Linked DNA regions of Homo sapiens: regions 1, 2, 3 and 4 are each linked to region 5. A link is a loop called in an ENCODE intact Hi-C map of the cell type or tissue named here. Cell type or tissue: IMR-90. All regions are shown on one strand.

Evidence for each region. A loop is a pair of places that touch in the nucleus more often than their neighbours do. Peaks named below come from ENCODE experiments on the same cell type or tissue, not always from the same donor. Only the 100,000 strongest peaks of a DNase experiment are listed, where the experiment ranks them.
Region 1: it touches region 5 in a loop (9-fold over the local background); 14 of 110 quality-filtered maps call a loop at or near these places.
Region 2: a loop joins it to region 5, with 4 times the contacts of the local background. A loop is called at or near these places in 6 of 110 quality-filtered maps.
Region 3: it touches region 5 in a loop (6-fold over the local background); 62 of 110 quality-filtered maps call a loop at or near these places.
Region 4: a loop joins it to region 5, with 2.8 times the contacts of the local background. A loop is called at or near these places in 14 of 110 quality-filtered maps.

Annotation. Positions count from the first base shown.
Region 1 is chr6:55,615,387-55,620,386 of GRCh38, forward strand. It overlaps a transcript of HMGCLL1 not described here. Among named protein-coding and RNA genes, the nearest start is that of HMGCLL1, 39 kb to the left of the region's middle. In IMR-90, a CTCF peak has its summit at 2,083 (motif pointing right); no DNase peak of the experiment used is centred here.
Region 2 is chr6:55,883,360-55,888,359 of GRCh38, forward strand. No RefSeq gene overlaps it. Among named protein-coding and RNA genes, the nearest start is that of BMP5, 10 kb to the left of the region's middle. In IMR-90, a CTCF peak has its summit at 3,027 (motif pointing left); no DNase peak of the experiment used is centred here; H3K27ac peaks cover 509 bases.
Region 3 is chr6:55,443,423-55,448,422 of GRCh38, forward strand. The region is part of intron 7 of HMGCLL1 (3-hydroxy-3-methylglutaryl-CoA lyase like 1); the gene reads right to left. Among named protein-coding and RNA genes, the nearest start is that of GFRAL, 120 kb to the left of the region's middle. In IMR-90, a CTCF peak has its summit at 2,402 (motif pointing right); no DNase peak of the experiment used is centred here.
Region 4 is chr6:55,599,561-55,604,560 of GRCh38, forward strand. It overlaps a transcript of HMGCLL1 not described here. Among named protein-coding and RNA genes, the nearest start is that of HMGCLL1, 23 kb to the left of the region's middle. In IMR-90, no CTCF peak of the experiment used is centred here; no DNase peak of the experiment used is centred here.
Region 5 is chr6:55,939,256-55,944,255 of GRCh38, forward strand. It overlaps the pseudogene NPM1P36. Among named protein-coding and RNA genes, the nearest start is that of BMP5, 66 kb to the left of the region's middle. In IMR-90, a CTCF peak has its summit at 2,651; a DNase peak (open chromatin) is centred at 4,266; H3K27ac peaks cover 150 bases.

The sequences.
Region 1 (5,000 bases), 320 kb before region 5:
AAATACTGCAGAAGATTTCAAGGCTCAAAGATTTGCAGGCACCTTGTGCCTCTATAAAATGTACTTGCAGGTGGAGTGTAAAGGGAAAGGCTTGAAAGAAGTTATTATATGAAGAGTTCCCAGCTCAATCACCTAATCCAATGTAATTAGGACGGTTGGTAAGACTTTTGTGAAATGTCTTTGGCTTACAACATATTAATTTAAATGTTTGATAAATAAAATATATAGCATTTGAAATTTGTACATCATGAAAAGATTTACCTATAGACTATTTCTGAATAATAGTATCTGGTAGGCCCTGCCTTAAAGCCACTTCATTGTTAACTACAGCTACAAACATCATAGGTGCATTTGTTTAAGGCTTTATCTGCTGTCTACATAATGAGACAACTTCCTCTCTACCAACTAACAGAAGACTGAAAGCTTATTCTTTGGGAAAGTTAAGCTAGAGGGTCTCTTGATTTATGTCAATAGGCAAAGATGAGTGTAGAGTACCAAAATGAATACAGAAAGTTTAATAGAAAGTTGGCATAATGACTGAAAAGACCCTGCCCTATCCCCCACTTGAAACAGTTGTAGCCACACTTACATTCCCTTAAAATTTTATTCCTGGGTAAAATTTCTTAAGAGAAAATATTTATATAATATGACATTTGAAAATACCCAGTAAAGCAACAGCCGGGAGCCATTCTGCAGTAGATTATAAAAATAGCCATATAGTCTTCTTCTCCTTGCATCTTGCAGTGTAACATTGAAGATCTTCCCATTAAGACTTGGGAACAATTTCCCCAGCCTTTGAATCTATGTTTGCTATGGGATTTGCTTTGGCCAAAGAACATTCACAAACATGATACAAAATTGATGCTTCATAAACCCTTGCCTACTGGGACTTGATCTCTTGATCTCTTGGAATCCTAAGGCCATCATGTAAACAAGTCCAATCTAACCTGCTGGACAAGGAGAGGAGAAAAACAAAGATTCATTAGCTAACAACCTGCCAACAACCACACTTAAGAACCTGTATCATCCAGCTACCAGCCAACATGACAGTTGATCACAGAAGCATGAGCTAATCCAGAGAGATCAGCTGGGCCAGTTCAGACTCCACCTGAACCATCATGAGCTGAATAAATGGATACTGTTTTAAGCTAGTCATTTTGAAGTTGAGTTGTGATACGGCAACAATGAACTGATAAACCAACTGACCAATCTACTGTAATGCCTACCATGTAATGAGATCGAATATTGAACATAAAATTTCCCACTGACCTTACAGAATCTAATTATTAACTAGAAAATTAAAGTCAAGTACAGTCTTAACTCATATATGAGAAAAACAATAATATGACTGAGAACAAAACAATTTAAAAAATTAAACAAACTAGAAGTAAAAAATATCAGTAAAGAAAGAAGAATAAAACATTATGAAACTTAGTTATGTCTTTAGAGAGGTGAGAGAGATTTTGCTATATAACAAAAAAATTAGATTATAAAAATGGAGACTTCAAGAACAAAAAAAGATCTATTGGAAATTTAAAATGTGACTGCATAAATGAAAAACTAGGTAGAAGTTTGGAAGATACAATTCAAAAAATCTGCCAGATAAAAATAATAAGACAAAGAGAAAAAAGGATAAGATTTTTAAAAATTTTTCTTTCCAACTTTTACTTTCACGGGTATGTGTGCAGGATGTGCATATTTGTTACACAGGTAAATGTGTGCCATGGTGGTTTGCTGCACAAATCATCCTGTCACAAAAAAAACCCTAAAGTTTCTTAATAGTTAAGGACTTAGACCACACTCATCTTGCACTCATGATGTCCTGTCTTGCTTGTTTTCTTGGCAAGTAGCCTGCACCTGGACATATCTTTGTGATGTTTGAGAATAACTTCTCATTAAGCCTGATTCTCCACACCCACCAGCTCATTTGGGAAGACAATATTTATAGTCTTGGAAACCGCATGCTAAAAGAGACATGGACAAAGTGAAGCATATGCACAGAAGAAGGAGTTAGACTGTGAAGAGGTTGGGAACCATGCTAAATGAAACCAACCTATAGACCACTTTGTCACTTGTACAGCAGGGGGCAGCAGTATTAATGGAGTTGCCAGCTCTGCTAGGTTGTGAGGAGAGGGCATACACTGAAGATATCATACTAAGCTTCATAATTGTGTTTTATTAAAAGTTAAGGTGGAAGCTTTTACAAAAATCAAATCTGAAATTCAGAAGTCTTATTAAACACCGTTGGTTGGCGAGAATGTAGAGCAACGACATTTTCATCCGCTGCTGGTGGAATTGTAAACTGGTACCACCACTTTGGAAAGTGAATTATCTGGTAAAGGTGATGATATATACCCTCTGTGCATCCTTGCAATTCCCCTTCTAGAGAGCTCCATGCCCTAGGGAAACAAATGCACATATGCCCAAGAATATATGTACAAGTAGGTCCACAGCAGGATGGCTCATAATTGTTCAATGTGTGAACCAACCCAAATATCCATCATAGGTAGAATGGATAAATAAATTATGCTATGTTCATACAATGGAACATTACACAGCAATAAAAAAACATAGTTATAAGGAACGTGGATTTTTATAACTATAATATACACATGAAGCAAGTTCGAAATAATGCATGTAGTATGATTGCATTTATATAAAGACCAAAATTTAGTCAAGTGAAATCATGATTTTTAGGAATGCATGCATAGGTGATGAAACTATAATATAGTGTAAAACAAGGAAGTAATTATAATAAAAATCAGGATAATGGGAAGGGAGGATGTTATAATTGGTAAGAGACATACTGGAAACGTCTGGGGTCTGGTAATGTTCTATTGCTTGACCTGGGAGATATTATGTGGGCATTTGTATTATAATTAGCTGTTAATTGTACATTTATATTTTATTTACTCTTCTGTATGTATGTTGTAGTTCACCAAAAAAAGTAAAAAAAAAAAGTGACCTTTTGAACAAATGGTGGCCTATAGAGCAAATCATTAATAAAATTATTCTCTAGTGGACTTCTAGTAAGAAAGAAAAAAGAGAAAATAAATTTTGAGAATGTATTTGGATATGAATAATAAACATGTCAGAGAGAACAAATAGAGAAGAAATTATCAAAAAAATAATTCAATGTATTTTTAGAAGTTAGGAACATGAATTTCCATATTACAGCACAACAGTTTTAAAAAGGCCAACACAGGTACTATGATTTGTAAACTTAGAATTCTAGAAACAAAGACAATATCTTAAGAGCTTACAGAGAGAAGAGGAAAAGAAAAGAAAGAGTCTATATGCAAAGTATCTGCAGTAAGTATGTTATAAGATTGTTAAAAGTAACTTTTTAGTTACATTATTAGCAATTTTGTTAACTAAGAGATTTTACTGAAATTTAAAAGCTAAAAATCATTGAAAGTTAAAAAGAACCAAAAGCTAAACACCTTAAACATTCTAAAAGGAAATGATTCTCAACTAAAATTTTACACCTAGTGAACTTAGTTATCAAGTGTGAGAGGAGACTAATGACATTTTCAGGCATGTGAGATTTTAAAGTGTTTACTGTTCATGCAACTTTTCTTAGGAAGTTACTAAAGGAGGTGTTTGCTCCAAACACAAGAAAAAACAAAAGGAGGAAAAACACGGATTTCAGGAAACAATGGACCCATCCCTGGATGGTAGAAATTGTCAGCAGGCCTCCAGAGCAAGCAGGCAAAACTGGGGTGGGAAGAGGGAGAGGTCAAAGATAGGGATCAAAAAGAAGATGAAGTTGGTAGGCTATCAGATGGATGAATTTGGAACATGTGCAGGGGCATGAAAAAGAACTTTCATGTTTGGTCTGTGCACTCATGTGTTACGAAGTTGAATACATGTGAAATTGTAGTGAAAAAAAATTATATAAAAAAATCAGGCTGTAAAAGCATTAAATTCACATTCCTCATAAAATGGCATCTAAATACGATTTTGTTTTTACCATAAACTGTTTCTGCAGAGTTAATAAGACTACTGATTCTAATGCCTTTTCGCATATTTCAAATTCATAATGAAATAACAATAGTGGCACATGGGAGGGGGGTTCTGTTGACTACTTATATTTAAAATTAGTCAATTATATTTATTTGGTTCTTCAACAAACCAAGAAGTTAATAAATACTTATTTTCCAAAAAAAATTAATTGTTATGGGTATGTGGTAGGTGTATATATTTATGGGGTATGTGAGATATTTTGATACAGGCGTACTATGTATAATAATCACATCAGGGAAAATAGGGTACTTATCCCAAGCATTTATCACTTCTTTCTATTATAAACATTCCAATTATACTCTTTAAGTCATTTTTAAATGAACTATAAATTATTGTTATCTCCAGTCACTCTGTTGTGCTATCAAATAGTAGATCTTACTCATTCTATTTAACTATATTTAGGTACACATTAACCATGCCCACACCGCCCCCGCTCCACTACCCATCCCAGCCTCCATTCTACTCTCTATCTCCATGAGTTCAATTGCCTAAATTTTTAGTTCCCACAAATATTAAGAACATGTGAGGTTTGTCTTTCTGTGCCTGGCTTATATCGCTTAACATAATGACTTCCATTTCCATCCATGTTGTTGTAAACAACGGGATCTTATTCTTTTTTCTGAGAGTACTCCATTGTGTATAAGTACCTCCTTTTTTTATTATCCATTCATTTGTTGATGGACACTTAGGTTGCTTCCAAATCTTGAGCATTGTGAATAGTGCTGCAGTAAACATAGGAGTACAGATATTCCCATGTTTGATACACTGATATTTTTTTCTCTTTTGGCAATATACCTATCAGTGGAATTGCTGGATCATATGGTGGTTCTACTTTTAGTTTTTTGAGGAACCTCCATACTCTTCTCCACAGTGGCTGTACTAATTTACATTCCCACCAACAGTGTACCAGGGTTCCCTTTTCTCCATATATTTGCCAGCATTTATTATTTCCTGTCTTTTGGATAGAAGCCATT
Region 2 (5,000 bases), 56 kb before region 5:
TGGAGGACATACAGCATTTCTCTCCTTGGTGATATTTCCTCATTGTTTTAACAGCACATCTCAAATCTGTTCTCATGGTATCCTACTGCAGTAGCAATAGAGAAAAATAGGCTTGATTCACTAACTGCTCTTCCACTGCACAAGGAAATAAAATTAAAATGCACATCTACCCTGAGGTTTTTCATTAGTGTTAAGGGAGGCTGTCAACTTCTGAATATGATGAGTGAAAAGAGAAAAAGTTAGCTTGTTCACCCTTGAAGCAAGCAATACACAACCAACTAACAGCTTGGTAAAAGAATCATCTAAAGCATATAGATAATTGCCTACAAGGATGTGGTATTTGACAGTGGAGACGTTTACTTTACATAATTGGGAGCATTGGGTTTTGAATTAGAACTGATTCAAGCACTGGTTTTGCTACTGTCTGCTTTGTTACATGTGAAATGTCACTTAACACATCTGCCTCGGTTTCTTTACCTTAAAAAAGGGATATTAATAAGAAATATTTCAGAAGATTTTTATAATCATTAAAGGATGCAGTATGTGAATATTCTTTCATAAATGTAATCACTATCTTAGCATTTGTCACATTATTCAGATCACTGTGGAGAAGTGTATAATTTTCATACCTTTACAAAGAGATCGCCCAAAACATTTAGCATGCTACTGCACATTTAGATTTTTAAAAATATGGTAGTGAAGGGGAGGTGTAGTATATAGCATTTTCCAAAAAAATTTTACTATGGAATCACAGTATCTAAGGAGCTAAGAAGGTGATTATCCAAGGAGCTGATTGCCATCATGCAAAACATATCCTAAGACTGATTTTCAACCAGAACATCTGGAAAAGAGTACGTCTGTCTTGTTATAAATGGAGAAGCAAAATAACACAACAATTGAAAGCCTCTGCTCAGGAACTAGACTAAATTTGTATCTCACTCCACCATTTCATAATTGTATAAGCACTATCTGCCTCAGTTTCCTGATCTGTAAAATGGAGATAATGGCAGGTGCTATCACTTAGGGTTTTATGAAGATTAAATAAGTTAATAAACATAAAAAGACTTGGCATGGGTCCTGACACAAAATAAATAATAAGTGTCAAGTGTTATAATATTTTACTACTTCTTGAAGGATGGAAATTTCTTCTTATGCATTATTGTTGCCTCAGTGTTATAGGAACAGTGTTTGATATATAGATGTCCAATAGAATGAATATTCATAGAGTGAAATTTATAAATTTGCTTAAAAATATTTACAAACCATCTATAAGCAATGACAACTATTAAATTAACATTATAATTATTCATATATTTTATTACTTTACTAATATTGTATCAAAGTCTAAGAAATGTATGTCACAATTGTGACTGGTCCATATAAACTTTTACACAGTTTATATGACAACACAGCTTAAAAAAATGCATTCTCCAGTTTAATACATAGCAGTCAAAATGCTTATCTACTAAAGGATATTTTCTTATGCCAATATGACCTATAACAACACTAAATTCCTTGAGAAACACACATAGAAGTAAGCAAACATAGTATGAATCCAAGGTATAAAAATCAGTTCACGGTTTTTGCTCTCTCTCTTCCCAAGTCTCACTGACCAGCCGTAGACAATTTGACTGTCATTTCCGCTCTTTCAATTGAGAAGCAAGTGAGTAGAAGAAAGATAAAATTATAACTAGTGTAACCTATTCTGTCCTAGAAGTCTTTCTTAAGTTAGCTGGTTAAGGAGTCTTACATGAATAAATAAGTCATTTAAAAAGACTTTGTCACTAACATTGATAAGTGAAAAATAAATGCATTTTATTCATTTTGATAAAATCAATTATAAAAACTTATTTGGGCTTACCAAATAAAAATAGCTATCATTCAAATATGTAAAGGCTTTGTTTAAAACTTGTTTCAAATTTGCTATGAGTGGTTCATTAATTTATATTTAGTATTATTTGCCAAATATACCCAATTCATAACTTTTATATACATATTTAAAGATAAAATTCTCAAGTTCAAAAATGTAATTATAATAAATGGTAGAATTTACTTTTTCCACGTTTATGAGAGTAAAAATGAAAGTCTTTTGGTGTTCAGACCAAACTCAAAAAAAATCCCTAAACTTCTGTTTTAGAATTTTGATGCCAAGCCTTTGCTAAGGAAGTAACAATCCACAGCACTGTTGCAAACCTCTAAAGAAATTAGTTTTTATACAAACACTGACAGGCTCTGACCATCAGTGGCATTAGAAGGCGCCACCATAATTGCAGTCTCCTTAAGACATAACTTATTTCAGGCTAAGTAGGAGAGCCAATATTTTGTATTTTAATTAAGAAACCTGGATTTTGTTTGTAATAATTGACTGTTAAGTCAATTATTGCCAGGACATACTTGTAAAAGAGAATTTGTGCCTCCAATAAGCTTTCATTTAAGATTTTCTGGAACAGATTTGGAATTTGGGATTGAAATCTGTTTCAATTATTTATGTTAGCTGCTTTCATTGTAATACTAATAGCTGAAGATTGTATTTGTATGTATTTTCAATAGATGAAAATATTCATAAATGTTTATTATTTTCTTCTTGAAGAAAATGTTGAAAGATAATGATGAAATTATATTGTCTGTTACGAACTCTCAATCCAAACTATTCCCCTTATTAACTAGTTAGACATGAAGATAAATCACTGTTTTCATAGTGTTACAAAATAAATTAATTAATATTAAAGACAGAGTAGAACACCAAAGAGACAATCTAGTAACAAAGTATTTTAGATGTAAAACACCCATATGATGATGTTGAAAATGTCTAATTTTTGGCTGTTCAGATCAAACTATTCTATACAGTAATGCTTTAATGTTCTTATACTCAAAAAATGCTACTCAATTATAATTATTTTAAGTACATGTGATAGTAGTATTTATTAATTTAATAAAAGTCAATTGTTTTAAAAGTTAATTAGAATACATCTGAAAATTTTACCTCTGGAGAATGAGTTTCCAAAGGAAACTAGATGGAACACTGCCACCTCTTGGTTATATAAATTGTAAAGTTGCAGAAATTTACTGTAACCTTTTTGAATGGAAATGTTTAGACACACTTTAAGCTTTTAGAAATAATAATCCTATCTCTATTGCTATGAAAATATACATCTTTAAATTTTTGCTTTTCAGTTACAGTTCTTTAAGTATTTCACTTACCATTTTACTAAGTTTGTCCAAAAACTCTTGAACTTTAGAACCTGGAAACAATTCTTCATGTTTATTTTGTAAAGAATGGCAAGTAATGACCTTGTAATGAAAAACACAAAGGGACTTTTATATCCTGGGTCTCTGTTATGAACATTTCTATTACTTCTTTTATACCAAACCACACCACTAACCTAGAGAACAGTATTTTGCAACGACACACTCAAATATGCCGAAACACTAATTACATTTCTTTCGGCTAGAAGGATTTATACCTTCTCACCCCATAAGTATTTTATGTACACAGTTTTAAATTATAGGGTAAAAAATTATACAGTAAGTACCTAGGCACATCTAGAGACTAATTTCGTGGGTGAAAAGAAATGAAAGGCTCTACATAGACATAGATTTCACGTAGGACAGGATCTGAAATTATGAGGTTGTCTCTACATGGGGTCAATGTAAAATAAAGGAAATCAAGGATGGGAAGGAAGATATACATTGATAAATAAAGTAAATAAAGGAATTGGTTCAACAACAAATTTCAAAAGTAAATAAAGGAATTGGTTCAATAACAAATTCTATTATTATTTTTCAGTACAGTTCTTACAACCTGACTGTAGTAAAAAAGCACATCTCTTGCTACATAAGTAAACAGTAAATCACATGTAATCAAAATAATGAAGTGAAATATACAGATGAGCTTAAAGGAAAATAAGAGAAATTCCTAGGCACCAACAACAAAGAAGAAATGTAAAACCAGATAATTTACAAAATGACTCAATAGATGTTTAGGGGGTTATCAGGCTCAGGAAAAGCCGCATTTCTAGGGGATGCAGATTAACTGTCCATATAGAGACATGAATATTACCTTGGACTTACATGAAGATAGATGTTGAACTTGAGATCCTTATAGAGAGCTAGGAAAATAAAGGGGGGACCTCTGAGCAATTGAAGAGAGAGATAAAATAATAACCCCTAGTGAAGTAATATTTGATTTGGCCTAAGGATATAAGTGAAAAATAAATTAAAATTCTCCTTTAAAAATTAAAACAAGGCCAGGCATGGTGGCTCACAACTGTAATCCCAGCACTTTGGGAGGCCGAAGCAGGTGGATCACGAGGTCAGGAGTTCAAGACCAGCCTGGGCAAGACAGTGAAACCATCTCTACTAAACATACAAAAATTAGCCTAGCAGGGTGGCGGGCATCTGTAATCCCAGTTACTCAGGAGGCTGAGGCAGAGAATTGCTTGCACCCGGGAGGCAGAGGTTGCAGTGAGCCAAGATCGCGCCACTGCACTCCAGCCTGGGCAACAGAGCAAGATTCCGTCTCAAAAAATACAATACGATACGATACGATACGATACGATATGATACGATACGATACGATAAATAAATAAAATTAAATAGTTCATGGTACTCTGCTGTCCTTAAGGTTAGTGGTAGAATTCCCAAGTCTCAATATTAAAAACTTGTTTTAAACCAATTGAACAAACATAGCATAGATACATATTAATAGCTTCCCTTTAAGCACTAGAGTCCACAGAATTCTGCACAGGGAGAAAATACTTATTAAAGAAAAGTTTAAAATCAAAAACTACAAACCATATAAGGAAGCAATCTAAACTGAGCAGGAGCTGTCAAGTAAGACAGCAGGAAGTACTGCACATCCCCAAACTGGAGGGAATAAAACCATCCAAAGTAAACTTTTAAAACTATGTTTAAAATGGTAAAGCCACAACAAAAGAAATAGAAATCATAATTTTTTAAAGCAGGACATTGATAAAAGAACAGGAGGATTTGAAAATTAA
Region 3 (5,000 bases), 500 kb before region 5:
AGACCCTGCAACTACAGGAGTCCCAGAAGGGAAACTTGTTACCTTGTCAAAACAACAGTTTTTAGTCTTAATTGGCCTTTTGGGAAAGAGTGAGGAAACAACAGTCATTCTTCTATTTTGTAACTAAAGGCCAATGTAACCTATTGCTTGGGCAAGAGTGAAAGATTTATTTACAATAGAGAAACCAGTATTACCACAGAGGAACAATAAATGACCAATGTCACACTAGAGCAAATATAAATAACCAGTGAAGCCAAAAAAAAAAAAGTTCAACCTCACATTAAATCAAAGATTGTGCGTGAAAACTGTAACACTGTATTTTATACTTTCAGACTGACAACAATTAAAAAAGAATACTGGCATTGAAATAGTATAATATAGAGCTCAAATATATAAAACACTCTACAACTTCAACAACATGGACTAATTTCACAAACACAAGGTTGCTTGAAAAAAGTCAGGCTCAAAAGAAGACATACGTCATTTCATTTAGATAAAGTCCTAAAATAGACCACACTAATCAAAGCAGTGAGAGGTTAATAATTATCTTTGAAGTGTGAATATAAATAGACACAAGGAGAGCTTCGAGGGTGCTGGTAATAAATTTCTTGAACTGAGTTGATTACATTGATAGTATCAGTTTGTGAAAATTCATTGAGCTTATAATTTGTACACATTTCCATATATACATTATAGTTCAATAAATATCAATGACAAAGGGAGTGTTATTGGAACTGAAGGTAAACAGTCAAACCTAAATGAGTAGGAATATACAGTTAATTGGAATTCTTTGGGTGAGCAATTATTTAGTAATAAGTCTTCACTCGTCAATATTCTTTGTCCCAACAGTTCCTTATCAAAGAGTCCTTTCTAGAAATATTTAACAAATCCTAGAAAATAACTAGATAAAAATAAATACATATGGGTGACGTATATTGTATCTTGGTTTTGTATAGGATATATAACACACACACATATATCTATATAAAGACTCATCACAGTATGTTTTTTAAGAATGAAAATTTGAGAACCATCCAAATGTCTCACAATGGAGAATAGCTTTATGGTGTAGCTAGAAAACAAAATGATGATGCTATTTAACTGCATGATTAAGGGAAAAACAGGTTAGAAGATGTTATAACAGTACATAGAGTCATGACACAATTTTCTAAAAGCAAAAAGGATTTGGGAGATATATAAAGTGCTAATGGTAATGATCATGGGTGCTATGATTACAGATAAATTATTTTACTTTAATTCTGTTTTCCAATGCCTCCACAATGAATGTTAATTACCTACCTAAGTAGAAAAAGTAAAATATAAAAGTTTTTGGAAATTTTAACCTGTAGTAAAATGACTGTAAATAAGTGAAAATGAATGTAAATAAATCCAAGACTGAATTTATTCATATTTTGCAATAATGGATCTTTCTAGGATCTAAGACTACAGGACTAATCTGCAAACATACTCTGGCGAAGGCAGACATAATCTGAGTAAAAGAGGACTTGTAAAATGGTCTTTCTGATTTTCTAGTACCAGATTAGCTCTAGACACAGATTCTCTTTCAGTAAGCTCTATTCACAAATTAATTGACTCAGTTCTAAATGCAATATGTGGATTTAAAGTTTAAGCAATTTTAAAGAGTTTATTCAAGGATATATGACCTATAAAGGAGAATATTAAGGCATCAATTCCCTTTAAAGTCTCTCTTTTTAAAAAAATCACAGTACTTTAAAAATATTTTAATACAATTTCCCCTAAATTCTCTACTTTATTAAGTGTGTAATTTTCTTCTCAGAAATAAAAATTTTCTCAATGATACTGTTATCCTTATACTAAATTATATGCTCGTTTTTCTAAACGAGCTGCTTTGGAAATTTCTAGTCATAATCTTCTAAGAAAATTTTATTTCACTATGTATGTTTTCTTCACATCTACTACCTTATTTCATCAGAAATAATTTTAATATGATGTAAACAAGCTCTGAAAAAAACTAGGAAGAAAAACATTATTTCTTTTTATTATTAGTTCTTTATTATAAAGAGTGGAAAGACATTTTTACTTAACCATTGAAATCATATCATTGTGTGTTTGAAAATAATAGACAGGCCACTTAGCTAATTTTCCTATATGAGAGACTTTCGGCATTAAAGGATTACTCTTGGAAAGATGTTCCATTTCTCTCCTTTTCAAGCACAGTCACTACTTTCAGACTCAGGTTTCTGGTGTGCATGCATGTGTGTGTGTGTGACTGTATGTCTGTGTGTGTGTGTAAGCACACAGCACAAACTTATGTTTGCACCATATATCACAAAAGCAAAACAGTTATTCTTTGTTTTGTCTATTTTTGATTTTTGTTTTTGAAGAAAAGTCCATTTTTAGATGAGTAACCACAAGGTGGCAATATAGCACCAAAATCCACCAGGTTAAAGTCAAACATTTACAACCCCACTCACTGTGTTGCAGTCCCTCAAAACTGTAAATAGTAAATAGTTTTATATTTATCAAACAAACGGGTTTTCTGCATTTAAAATAAGGACACTCTTACTAAAGGTGTAGAACACATGAAAATGTGGTTCAATATATTCAGCATATTTGTATTTTTCCTTTGACTTAAAAGTGTTTATTAAGCACACTCTTTGTGCCAGGGACTTGGAATAAATAAAAGTCCTGTAGCTCACAGAATTTAGCATTATAAACTAAAGTGACTATATATTTTGGCTGTTATTGAGAAGTAGCTTATGACTATCTAATGAGAAGCAACTGTTATTAGTGCTCAGGGAACCAATGTTTTCTAAATTATATACATATTTATATATTCATATATAACATATATAACATGTATATTTATAACATATTTATTTAAATATTTATAACATACATAATATATAAATATATTTTTATATAACATATATAAATACATTTATATAATTATAACTCTAAGGACTGAGATGTCCTTGGCTTCTCATTTTCTCTAAGTTCACAATTAAAGCTATTAACTCAATGGCCCAGGATACCATAAACCTGGTGAATTCAGTTATGTGTGCTCCGTCTACTTGAGCTCTCTGCATATGTGCTTGGACCTAAGGCCAGAGAGAAATGAATAAAATGTTAGTGGCAACTTTTTCTGGAGGAGAGCAAATTGCCTGTAGATATGTCATAAACATATCATGTCTGTATTCTAATCTTAGGTGAGCTCTGGGGAGTATTGATTCTGTATGATGTTCTAATGGTCTGATGTTGCTGATATGCTAACTAAAAGTACCATCACAACTTTTTCTTGTTGCTGTATGGTCTTATAACCCAAATAAAATGAATACATACAACAATAAAGGGAGTAAAAAATCATCTTGCAAAATTTCTAATCTATATATTCATGTTTTCAAAATATTTTATGAAACCTAAAATTTTAGTTATTGAGGTTACTAAAGTCCCAAAAAACAATTAGATCTGGATTATTATTTTTGAAGTCATCTACATTTTTTATCCCCTAAGATCAGTATTTTATTTAATAATCTATAGTAATGTTAGATTTAATTTAAAATAAAATTTCTGAAAGTGAAAATTATTCATTTTAACATGAATATTCATATAGAATAAAATATCAAAATATGCTTATTTTCCAATATTTTTATTCTCAACTTGTTTCTCATAGCTACTATTCACTCTACCAAAGGACTGAAATTACCCATACATGAAGTATTACTCGTAGTTCAGTGGCCACGCTTATTTCCAATAAGCCCAGATGTTTGCTTCTCAACCAAGACTCTAAATAGATACTATATGAGCTACTGTACCACCTGAGAGAGAACCCTACTTGCCATTGATGTGTATTGTGAACATAATATACGTGATAGGTAAGCCATAGATAATGAACAGTTAGCCTACATGAATAATGTCAATGTTTTAGTAAACAGGAGTATATATAAAAATTGGTAAGTAAATAATAGGATTATATATAGATGCAAAGAGAGAGAGCTATGTTGAGGAATGACTAAGCTAATGTGATTATTAATCAAAATAATTAGACTTCTCATCTTTAAAACTAGTATTCCTAAATGCTTCACTCCTCCTTGCCTTCAAAAGGAGATAGATTATATTTCTACCTTCACTGGACATATTCAAATTGAGATAGAAATGGGAGTGTGTACACTGAAGGAAGTAAGGAAAAAAAAAGCAAGAAAATTTTCAATTTCTTTAAGACTAAAAATAATAAATACTATTAGCAAACATTTGCTGAATTGCTTACTTTTTCACAAGGATTGTACCATGTGCTTCACATATGATAAAGCTCCACAAAGTCAACCTGAAGTGGTTAGTAACACATGCCCATTTTACTCATGAGTAAACTGAGGTTCATGAAGGGCAAGTGATATGTCCTGCTTCATATGGTTAGTATGAGGCAAGGTAAGAATGCAAATCCAGGTTTAACAACTGTGTGCTACTGCACAATATTAATAGTTAACAAAATACTGACGATATGCCGGACATATTACTAAACACTTTACATGCATTGATTCATTGAATCCATATAACAACTCCAGGAGGCAGGGTGTGAATTAGAAGAAGAACATCGACAAATCAAAAGGCTTCCTTTTCTTATGAGACTTTCTGAAAAGTTTCCACACAAGTTAGCAACATTAGCAAACAACTTCAGAAAGTAAATATTTGTTGTCCTAGTGATTGTATTTCTAGGAAGCTAGCCCAAGAAGACAGCCAGAAATATTCAGATAGATTGATGTTCAAGGATGAATATTTTTTGTAATGTTACTCAATATTAACAGTGAAAATAAGTTCATAGGTTAAATGTTGAAAAATAGAGACAGAGTTGATAAATTACATAAGATTGGCTATCATGAAATAGTAAAATATTTCTGTATAATACAATATTATATATACAAAAATATAAATATATAAATATATAAACAGTACTATATATACAAAAATACATAATATGAAAAAATGAATAGGAGAAAATGGAAGATAAAAGAAAAGGATAC
Region 4 (5,000 bases), 340 kb before region 5:
AGAACATTTTCAAGTGCCCAGATGAAATCTACCGCAATTAAAGAAAAATAAGTACTAACTCCAATTACTATCACAGAGATTATAAAAAATATAAATGCCTTGCCTTTTTACAGCATAACCATGGATGCAAGTAATCACAATACAGAAAACAATTTTCCCTTGGTTCATACACAATTTTTCTTGTGAAAAATTCTTGCTTATAAGATGAAACTTAAGAAACAATAGAAAATTTTGCAGAAACACTTAGTGAAAACAAATGTACTGCCACTGTATAAAAGTGATGCAAGTATACATTTGGTGAATGTTTGCTTAAAGGTAAAGACAGTGTTTCTTCAAAGCCGAAGCTAAGCATGAATGATTCTGTGAAAGGTGTTGGCTATCTTGTCCATATTCTCATTAAGCTCTCAATTATCATTAGATATTTTTATGTTGAAATTAAAGTAATTGTTATAAAATTATTCTCTTACTTCAGTGTTTCTTCTGTTTAAACTGAATGATTTACATTGGCGGTATTTTTTAATTCTCTCACATTCAAACCCTGATGACTCTCTTTAACAAATGTAGTTGAGAGAATCTTCAGTTTTTTTAAATCTCTAAAATCATATTTCACTTCTGAAAAAAAGGCCTCCAAAATTATTGTTGACATTTTAAATCCATTAAGTGAAGTCTAGATAAACTCTTTAGCAAAATAATTATGCAAATTAAAAGAAGAGTAAACAGTGTTATTGAAGTACTCCTTTGCTTAAACTAACTTCTTGAATGTGGTAAAGAAAGAATTTTGAAAAATATATCAATTTAGGTGTGAGAGCTATTTTTAAAGCAGGCAACATCACTTACCAACAGGAAAATAAGCTCTGATTTGATGTGTAAAATTATTCAGATATTTCTCATGACTATCTTTTGAAGTAAATTTAATTACATTTGATTTTGAGTAGATTTAATTAAATAATTTAATTCTTATATATGGATGCTAGTAAATACTATTACAGCATGAAAACACGTGAAATAATCATGTGTATTGTTGAAGACAACAATGTTCTTTTTGTTAATGGACAGCCTTTTAAAAATATATTAATCAAGATATGCAATGTAATTCTAAAGAATAAAAAAATTAACATAAAAAACATTTTTATGTGCTTCAACAAATCAAATTTGAAAATCATTTATCACAGTTGTCAACTTTCCCCAGTATGTGTTCTGCAAACCAACCTATAATGCTAATGTTGCATGCATTTTCTCATTAATGCTCAATGAATCAAATAACAAAATAAGTTAGATTTAACTATTGTAGAAGCTATGTTACAATGTAAATGGAACATAGACTGCAACTACAAAAAATCTGATAAGCAAATTATGCAAAAACAAGGAACTGTTTATTGAGCCAAATCATGAGAAAATCATAGTTTAAGAAAGAGGTATGTAATTTAAATACTTATAATTTATTTCCAATAAATAAAAAATAATTTTTAACATTTTATGTCAATGTAATATATCTTATTAGAAATAATTTAGATTTACCTGGGCATCCTGAATTTTACTTATTAAATATAGCAATCCTGATTGCCACAAATGACAACACCTCAGTGCCATATAACAATGAAAACTGTTTTTCTTGGGAATTGTGAGACTGCAGGTCAATTGGATGGTGCTGCTCATTTGAGGCAGGCTTGGCTAGTCTTGGCTGGGCTTTTTCCAGCATCTACAGTCAGTCACTAAAGGTAAGGGACCAGCTGTTCAGGAATGACCTCACTAGTCTGTATGGCTGACAGCTAACTGGTGACTGCAGGTATGCAGGTGACTGGGCTGCACGATTCACATTATTCTGCAGGATAGCTTTGACTGGTTCGCATAGCAGCTAGGAAGTTTTCAAATAAAAACAGGGCAAGCACACAGGTCTCTTAACTTGCATACTATAAATTCCACTGCATTCTATTAACCAAAACAAGTCCCAAATTTAATCTAAACTCAAGAAATAAGGATATCAACTTTACTCCTTGAAGCCACTGCAAAGGGCATAAATATATAAATAAATGTAGAATTGCGGTCATTTTTTAAATCAGTCTACCACACAAGGATTCAAGCTGTTTAGCCCTAAAAACTTTTTTTTCCTTGTAAGTCCATTCACTTTCGAATTTTAAAACATTTTTGACTGAAAGGTAAATTGAATATAAATTAATGCTTTAAAAATTGACTTGGCTATTAATCACTGATTTTGAGCAAATTTCTTCACTGGTATATTTTATAATGTTAATTTCACATATTAAATAAAGACTATACAACCCCAATATTTCAAACATAAGTAATATGATTTGAGCTAAATGCTTTTTCTCTTCTATTTTTTAGAAATTACTTTTCTACGCACTTGTTTTCAGTCTAAACAAATGCAATCCATTCAATCCTAATGTGTTCTCCTTATGGGCCTTTCCTTACAGTTTCCACAAAAATTTCTTCATTTTTAAATATAATAAATAGGAGAAATTTTGATAAAATGCCCCGTTATCTCTCAGATTTTTTCTTTGGCTCTTCATCTCTTAGACGTATGTAATAAAATATGGAAAGATTATGATAAATAAAAATACATGGTCAAATAATCTAATCAGCAGAATGTATGCAGAGCATAGTGGGGAGTAGAGGTGGCATTCTATATTTTCCTCTCTGGCTCCAGGAGATACCTCATAGATCTTGTAGCTTGAAGACTTTTTTTGTTAATGTTATTTACACTCCCACAAAAAATGAATATCCAAAACTATAAGGGAAAATAAAAATGTTTCCATTCCTGGTAAGACAAAAAATATAATACAATCTAAAATTACATTTTCCTTTAAATCATGATCTTAAATGATGTTTCCCGCATTTCATACATTCTCTTGACTTGTTTGTATTTTCTTCTATGATTAGACACAAAATCAATAGGACTAAGTTCTATAAGTATGTAGGTGGGACTAAAAATTTGCAACTTCTGGTGAACTTAATAATTAACAATTAGGCATTAATCATCAAGTATTATTTTACATAGAATCTGTGAGAATTCTATTTAAATAAGTAGCAGTGGCACTTCGATATTTTTTCTGTGTTACATTCTTTGGATAACAAAACAAATAAGATGTAAAAAATGTCACATTCAAAAATTGACCAAGCAGATACTTAAATACAGATGCGAGATGATCTTGAGGAATGAACCATTGCCATCACCATGTATTGAAACCAATTGGAAATGCATCAGCTAATGTCTAAACTGCATGTGATTTAAAATCTATACATATAAAAGTTGAGATCTGTGTATTATTTAATAAAATAACATTTCTTGTTTAAAGGCATGTAATTTTTTCTAAAACAATGGTTATCATCTTAAGAAGACTGAAGGACCTTACTCCAGAAATTTTGATTTTGTAGGTCTGCAGTGGTGCTTGAGAATTTGGTTTTTTAACGAGTTCCCATGTAATGATGCTGCTGCTGTTCCAGAGACCAAACTGAGAATTCCTGATTTAAGAGAGACTGGGGAAATAGTATAAAAATGATATCACCTGTTATTTCTGAGTATTAAGTCTACCGCCTCTTCAGATAAATTATTCTCGTTTCTAAGCAACTTAATAAAATTATTCTAGTTTCTAGACAACTTAATAAAACTATCAGTACCAATCTGAAAATAGACACTACTATTAAATATTACATAACCTAAGAGAATATTTTAACCTTTTCCTTATAGCAGGTTGACATACTATCTCTAACTCATTCTTACTTGATAATTTCAGATATTTGGCACTCTTTTGAACTTCTATATTTAGGTTATAATTTAATTTAAGTATTATCTCTAGTTAACAAATTCCACTTTTTTAAAGGGTTAGGGAGGTATTTGTGAGCACTCTTGCTACACACAAATATCTATTCATATCAGTTGTTCTCATTGCTCAGGGAGAACAGTTTTGCCACCTCTTCTGTACACTCAACACAGGAATGTACATATTATAAACACTGAAGTCTTCTCAGTCATCATAGCATTGGATTTATTCACTCGAGGATTTGGGAAACAGAAAAATGTCCATGCCTACTCAATTTTATGTCACCACAGAAGGTCTTCTTGGGGAAAACTGGTAGTATCTTTCCTATGGCCCACCATTAATTTTAGTCTTTTCTTACATCTCACCAGTCTGAAAATTATTAAGACAGTGAGCGTACTTAACTCTGAAAAAACCAAAGTTATATAAGCATGTTTATGTTTCTATAAAATGTATGTATGAAAAATCCGTAACTCTTTTTGTAGCTTAGATTTCTGCCACAAGAATGCTTTACTTTTCCTTATGAGGGGCAAACTAAAAAGCAGTGGTTTTCTCGCATATTGAAGTTAGACTGTTTTCTCAGCAAAAATACTCAATAAAGAAATGTAAATTGATTTTATTCCATAAGTACATACAAAAATTATATTGATTTAATATCTATTCCCATAGAGAAGTAGTTTGTTGGGTGTCTGGAGAGTCTGGTGGGGAGAAAGGTTATTCAAAAAATTGTTTCAGCCAAAATTTTCCTTCCCTTTTTTTTCTTTAAAAGGAAAGCATTTAGAGAAAAGTAAAGTGCAGCAAGGGAGTTGGCCCAGTTGCTGCAGGCTTCACCCCTAGTGAATGTTTTATCTACAGAGCTCTTGCCAAGTTTCCTACTGTCAAAGAAGCCCTGAAATATGAACCTTTAAGTCAATTCATCAGAAAACAAATATTACATATAAATTAGTTTGAGGAAAAGAAAATCATATACATTCTTTAACTTCCATAGTTATTTTGAAACAAAACAAACCTTTTGCCAAATTATGTAGCAAGCACACATAATTAGTACATTTTAGGTCTTAATATTGAATTTATATTTCTAGATTAGATTGAATTAACTTTGTGTTTCTCAAGTTTTCTAGCTTTATATATTGTAACTTTAAAAATACATTTTAAACGCTGCATTTATTTCTAGAAGGTTTTGATAAAGACAAAAGAAATTTTTGAAAGTTAGTATATTATACT
Region 5 (5,000 bases):
TTTAACAAACATGGTGGGGAATGTTCTTATTTTGCATTACAAAAAGGACAGCCAGATATCAACTGTTACAAAAATGAAATAAGAGAGAAAATTTTTAACAGCCCATCAATGATAGATGGGATAAAGAAAATGTGGTTCATGTACATAATGGAATACTATGCACCCATAAAAAACAAGAGTATGTCCTTTGCAGGGACATAGATGGAGCTGGGGACCATTATCCCTAGCAAACTAATGCAGGAACAGAAAACCAAATACCGCATATTCTCACTTATAAGGGGGAGCTAAATGATGAGAACACATGGACACATGGAGGGGAACATACACTGGGGCCTATTGGAATGGAAGGTGAGAGGAGGGAGAGGATCAAGAGAAATAATTAATGGGTACTAGACTTAATACCTGGTGGCGAAATAATCTGTACAACAAATCCCCATGACACCAATTTACCAATGTAACAAAACTGCACATCCTGTACATGTACCCCTAAACTTAAAGAAAAGTTTTTAGAAAACTGTTTAAACTGCTTTCTTAAAGAGACTTCCTCCACTGCCAGAGATCTTGAATAGTCTTCTGATCAGTCACCTGGAAGCAATTTTTCACATAATTGATGAACTTGGCTTCCACTTTGGGAAGAAAATCATCTTTTCCTATTCTTGCTTGCATTTTTGCTTTAATATCTTCTACAGAACTAGGTCTTTCTGGTGTTTTACAAGTTTTTTCCTCGTTTTTTGAATGATTCTTGACCTTTTGATCTTAGCTTTGATGGTTTTGAGTCCTTCCATTCTGATTTGACTTTTGTGCATTTTTGGCTGGAATATCTTCTACAGATTTCTTCACTGAATCTTTTTCTTCAGTTTCCTCATCATCAAAATCATCATCTTCATTATCATCATCATCATCTTCAGCAGCATCAAGTTTTACTTTTTTCTGTGGAAGGCTGCTACCACCTCCAGGGGAAGATTGCTTTCCAGATATAGTTAGGAGTTTTACATTGTCCTCCACTTCCTGATTCTGCATCTTCCTCCTCAGCTACTAATATGCACGGGCCCTGAACCACACTTCAACTGTAAGACCATGGGTGGTGTTATTTCAAAGCCCCCAAGGGAAACTGTTGGCTGTACAGGCATTTTCAAAGTTGCCAGTGTTACTTAATTCGACTGCCTTCATAACTCTCTGCCTCTACTTCAACAATGCACAATTCATCTTTTCCACAGGGCCCTAAACTTACCATTCTTAAAGATAACTGGTAATCATTTTCACCATTATCCACCTTAAAGTGATCATCTTTGCCGGCCTTTAGTTCACAACCAAAAAGATAATTCTGAGGCCTCAGGGGGCTCATTGCCATGTCCATTGAATCTTCCATGGGGTGGTGGCACTCACTTAGGTGGGAGAGAAGGTGGACAGAGATAAACAACTACTGCTCCAGAGAACAGCTCCTCAGGACAGAATCACACCAGGGCTTAACCTGTTTTTTTCAATAAGCTACCCACTAATCATCTGTAGATGGCAATATAGTTAAGCTGTCTGTTATGGTTATGGACTGAGCTGTATCCCTCCAAAATTCATATGCTAAGGTCCTAACCCCAGAACATCAGAACGTTACCGCTTTTGGAGCTAGAATCTTTAAAAAGGTAATTTAGGTAAAATGATGTCATATGAGTGGGTCCTAATCTGATTGGTGTCCCTGTAGGAAGATGTTAGGACACAAATACCAAACATGCACAGAGGGAAGACCATGTGAAGCTATAGGGAAAAAGGCCATCTATAAGCTAAGGAGAGAGGCCTCAGAAGACATCAAAAGTATTAACACCTTGATCTCACACTTATAGCCTCCAAAACTATGAAAAAAATAAATTTCTGTTGTTTAAGGCACCCAATCTATTGTATTTTCTTATGGCAGCCCTGGCGAAATAATACAGACACATGTCTGGTTCACCAGATTCCTATCTCAGGGGACATCACGTAACCAGTCTCATTAACTTAATTTCCTTAATCACCTAGATGGCTAATTATCTATACTTGACAATACATTTAAGCTGACCTTGAACACATAGCATACTTGCAGCTTCAGACAAAGGGACTAATTGTATAAGAGGAATCAGCAAAATATTTTTAAGGTCAAGAACTAATCTCTGTTCACCAGTTAAAAATTTCTTAACATAACCCTAGTTACTCAAACGAGGGATAAAGAAAAAGCCATTCATTCTACTTTCAATGAGAATATTGTCAATATTGTCAACAGGAATATGGGCAACATTTTCATTTTAATCTAGGTTTTTCTATTTCTTACAGATTAATTGTCCTTTAGTCTTGGTATATACACAAGTGACTTGTGTGGGAATCTCTTGTCTTACAGCCTTCTAATATTGCATGGGTATACTGCAGTCCCCTCAGTAACAACTAATACAATCGTTCAAATGATGATTCTATATTTGAAATGGAAAGTTCAACTCTTATATTATGGAGAAGATATTTTCAGCATCTCAGAGGATGGCAAATGTTTTGGCACTGTAAAGCAAAATCCACCTCACTCACTCCCATATAATTGCTTAGTGTAACCTATTATGAAAAGAAAATGTATAAGCTCATAAATACTTTGGAAATTCATTGTGAAAAGTGGTTCAGTGAATCTTGAGAGACCCCTATTGACTTTTTTAGGTATTATGAGAAATTCACCAGTGTTTAAGATACGCTGTCTGCATTCCCTTGTGCTTGCGAGCATTTGGGTAAGTTAAGGGTGCTTGCAATTGGGGTAATGTCTTACTTATCTTTGTTTCCCAGAGCCTACTACATAGCCCATTACCATTAGAAATTCAGTAACATTCATTTAATAAAATTAAATTATGTTGGTTAGAAGTGAATTACTTACAATTAAGAGGCTCCACATTGAGGCTAGGTTCAATGTACGAGAATTTATAGAAAAGAAACGGAGACTTTTCACAGTTCCAACAGCAGAAATAGAGTGGGCTGTCAGGTTCAACTGAAACCTGGGAACCGAATGCTGCCAAGGTTCTTCCTCCATCTCTCTTCTTGTCACATTTCTTTCATTTATACACTCTCTGTCCATTTCTCTAGTTCATACAAAAGAATACATGACTGCTAGCAGAAACCAAGTTTTAAATGCTGCAGTTTTTCACCATGTATAGAAAGCCTGCTTTGATTAGTCCCCAGTCCAGATTCTTTATTGGGTTTTAAGCAGAGGAGACAGCTGCAAGTCTTAGAAGAAAACAATAAACAGATATTTCCATTAGAGTCTACAATATAAACGAGAGAATGAATAAATGAAGGAATGAACAAACACATTAATAGTTTTCTGGCACCAGAATATTAAAAGAGCACTGAGAAGACAAGAGTATATGAAAGGACTAATTTATAAATTACTCTGCTGATTCTGTAAGTCAGATGACCGTGAGGTGTTAATATATTCAATTAATATGACAAATATATATTTCCAATATGGTAAAAAAAAAGGTTGTTAGCAAGGGAAAATGAAAGAAAGATTAAATAAACCAAAATCCCATTCATAAATAGAAATATTTTATGATGAAGCTGGATTTTATAAAAATCCTTAAAGTGTGAACATGACTTTTGCCTTTTAAAAACTAAGTGACAATTCAAAATTTATATAAAATATGAGTAAGTTTGAATACAATATTGGAATACTGGAAAACAAAGCAAAAATGTCTTTAAAAGGTTCAAAAATTGATTTTTTAAAATTTGTTGTTGTTGTTTTGGGGCATCTGGTAAATTTACTTTTGTTTCAGATGCATTGTCACTGTTTTCCCAAAAGCAGACTTAGCCAGATTGGATATGGATTTAATGTTTTTGTTTTTGTTTTTGTTTTCGTTTTTCACAGGATTCTTTCCTCTGTCACAAAACTTTGAAGCATACATTCTGGAGGTTTTATGAAGAATTAAAATAATATTTAAACACCATCCTATACTCTTGCCACATAGTAGTTTCTCAGTAAATATTTGTTAAAGGCATAACTCTCCTCTGCTTATTTTTTTTAATTCTCTGGCAGCAGATAGCACAGTTTTTGGACAATTTCTGAAGTGGATGAAGTGGATGACTAGTGAAGTTTAAAGAATGGAGAATGAGAGGAATTATATGATTTTAGAATTTCTCTGTTAAAATTCTTAACGGTTATGTGGGAGATATTTGGTTTGTACTTTAGATAAAATTAGGTGTTCTGGGAAGTGTTGGCCTCATAGAATTGAGATCTTCCAAGCTTGAATGTTTCTAGAGCAATTTAGTGACTCACTGACATTCTTGTGCACCACCGGGAACTAACAAATGTTCAAGTCATAGAATTGTGTTAACAGAGAAGAAATCATCAGAAAATTTCAGAAAATAGTTCAGTTTTTCAAAATATCAGATAGCGTGATAATATTCAGGAGTTTCTAGAAAAGTATGTAAATATAAATAATATATATATATATATATATGTAGATACACCTAAGATAGTGAAATAACTACTGGGAAACTTCCAAACACCAATGTGCAAACTCATCCTAATGAAATGTAAATGATATTCTGTCAGATTGACAAGAAGACTACCATCCCTTAGTCTGCTTTCCCCATTGTCCCTGTATATTCCTAGAGTTGAAGGTGACAGGTTGAAAATAACATCCCCACTGCCTCTTCATGTCTCTTGGAGTTCTTGTTTGGAACTTTTATTTCTCTTCCTCATCTTCCACACAATGGTCCTTTCAACCAAATAATCTCTCATTTATCCTAGTAAAATCCTGGATTATGATTTGCATTTTTCTTGTTTTTACTGAATACTAGGATTCAGGTATTACAAATCTTCCTAGTTTATCCTGTATAGTGGAAGTATTGTTAATAAAAGGCATGATGTGTTTATGTAGAGATAGATTTCATTCTGTTTCCTTTCTCAATTTCATCTAGAAACTGCACGTTTAATCACCCTTTTCTGACCAAAACTTACATTTACGTGGTTCTACCAACACAATTCAATGCAGGATTTAGGT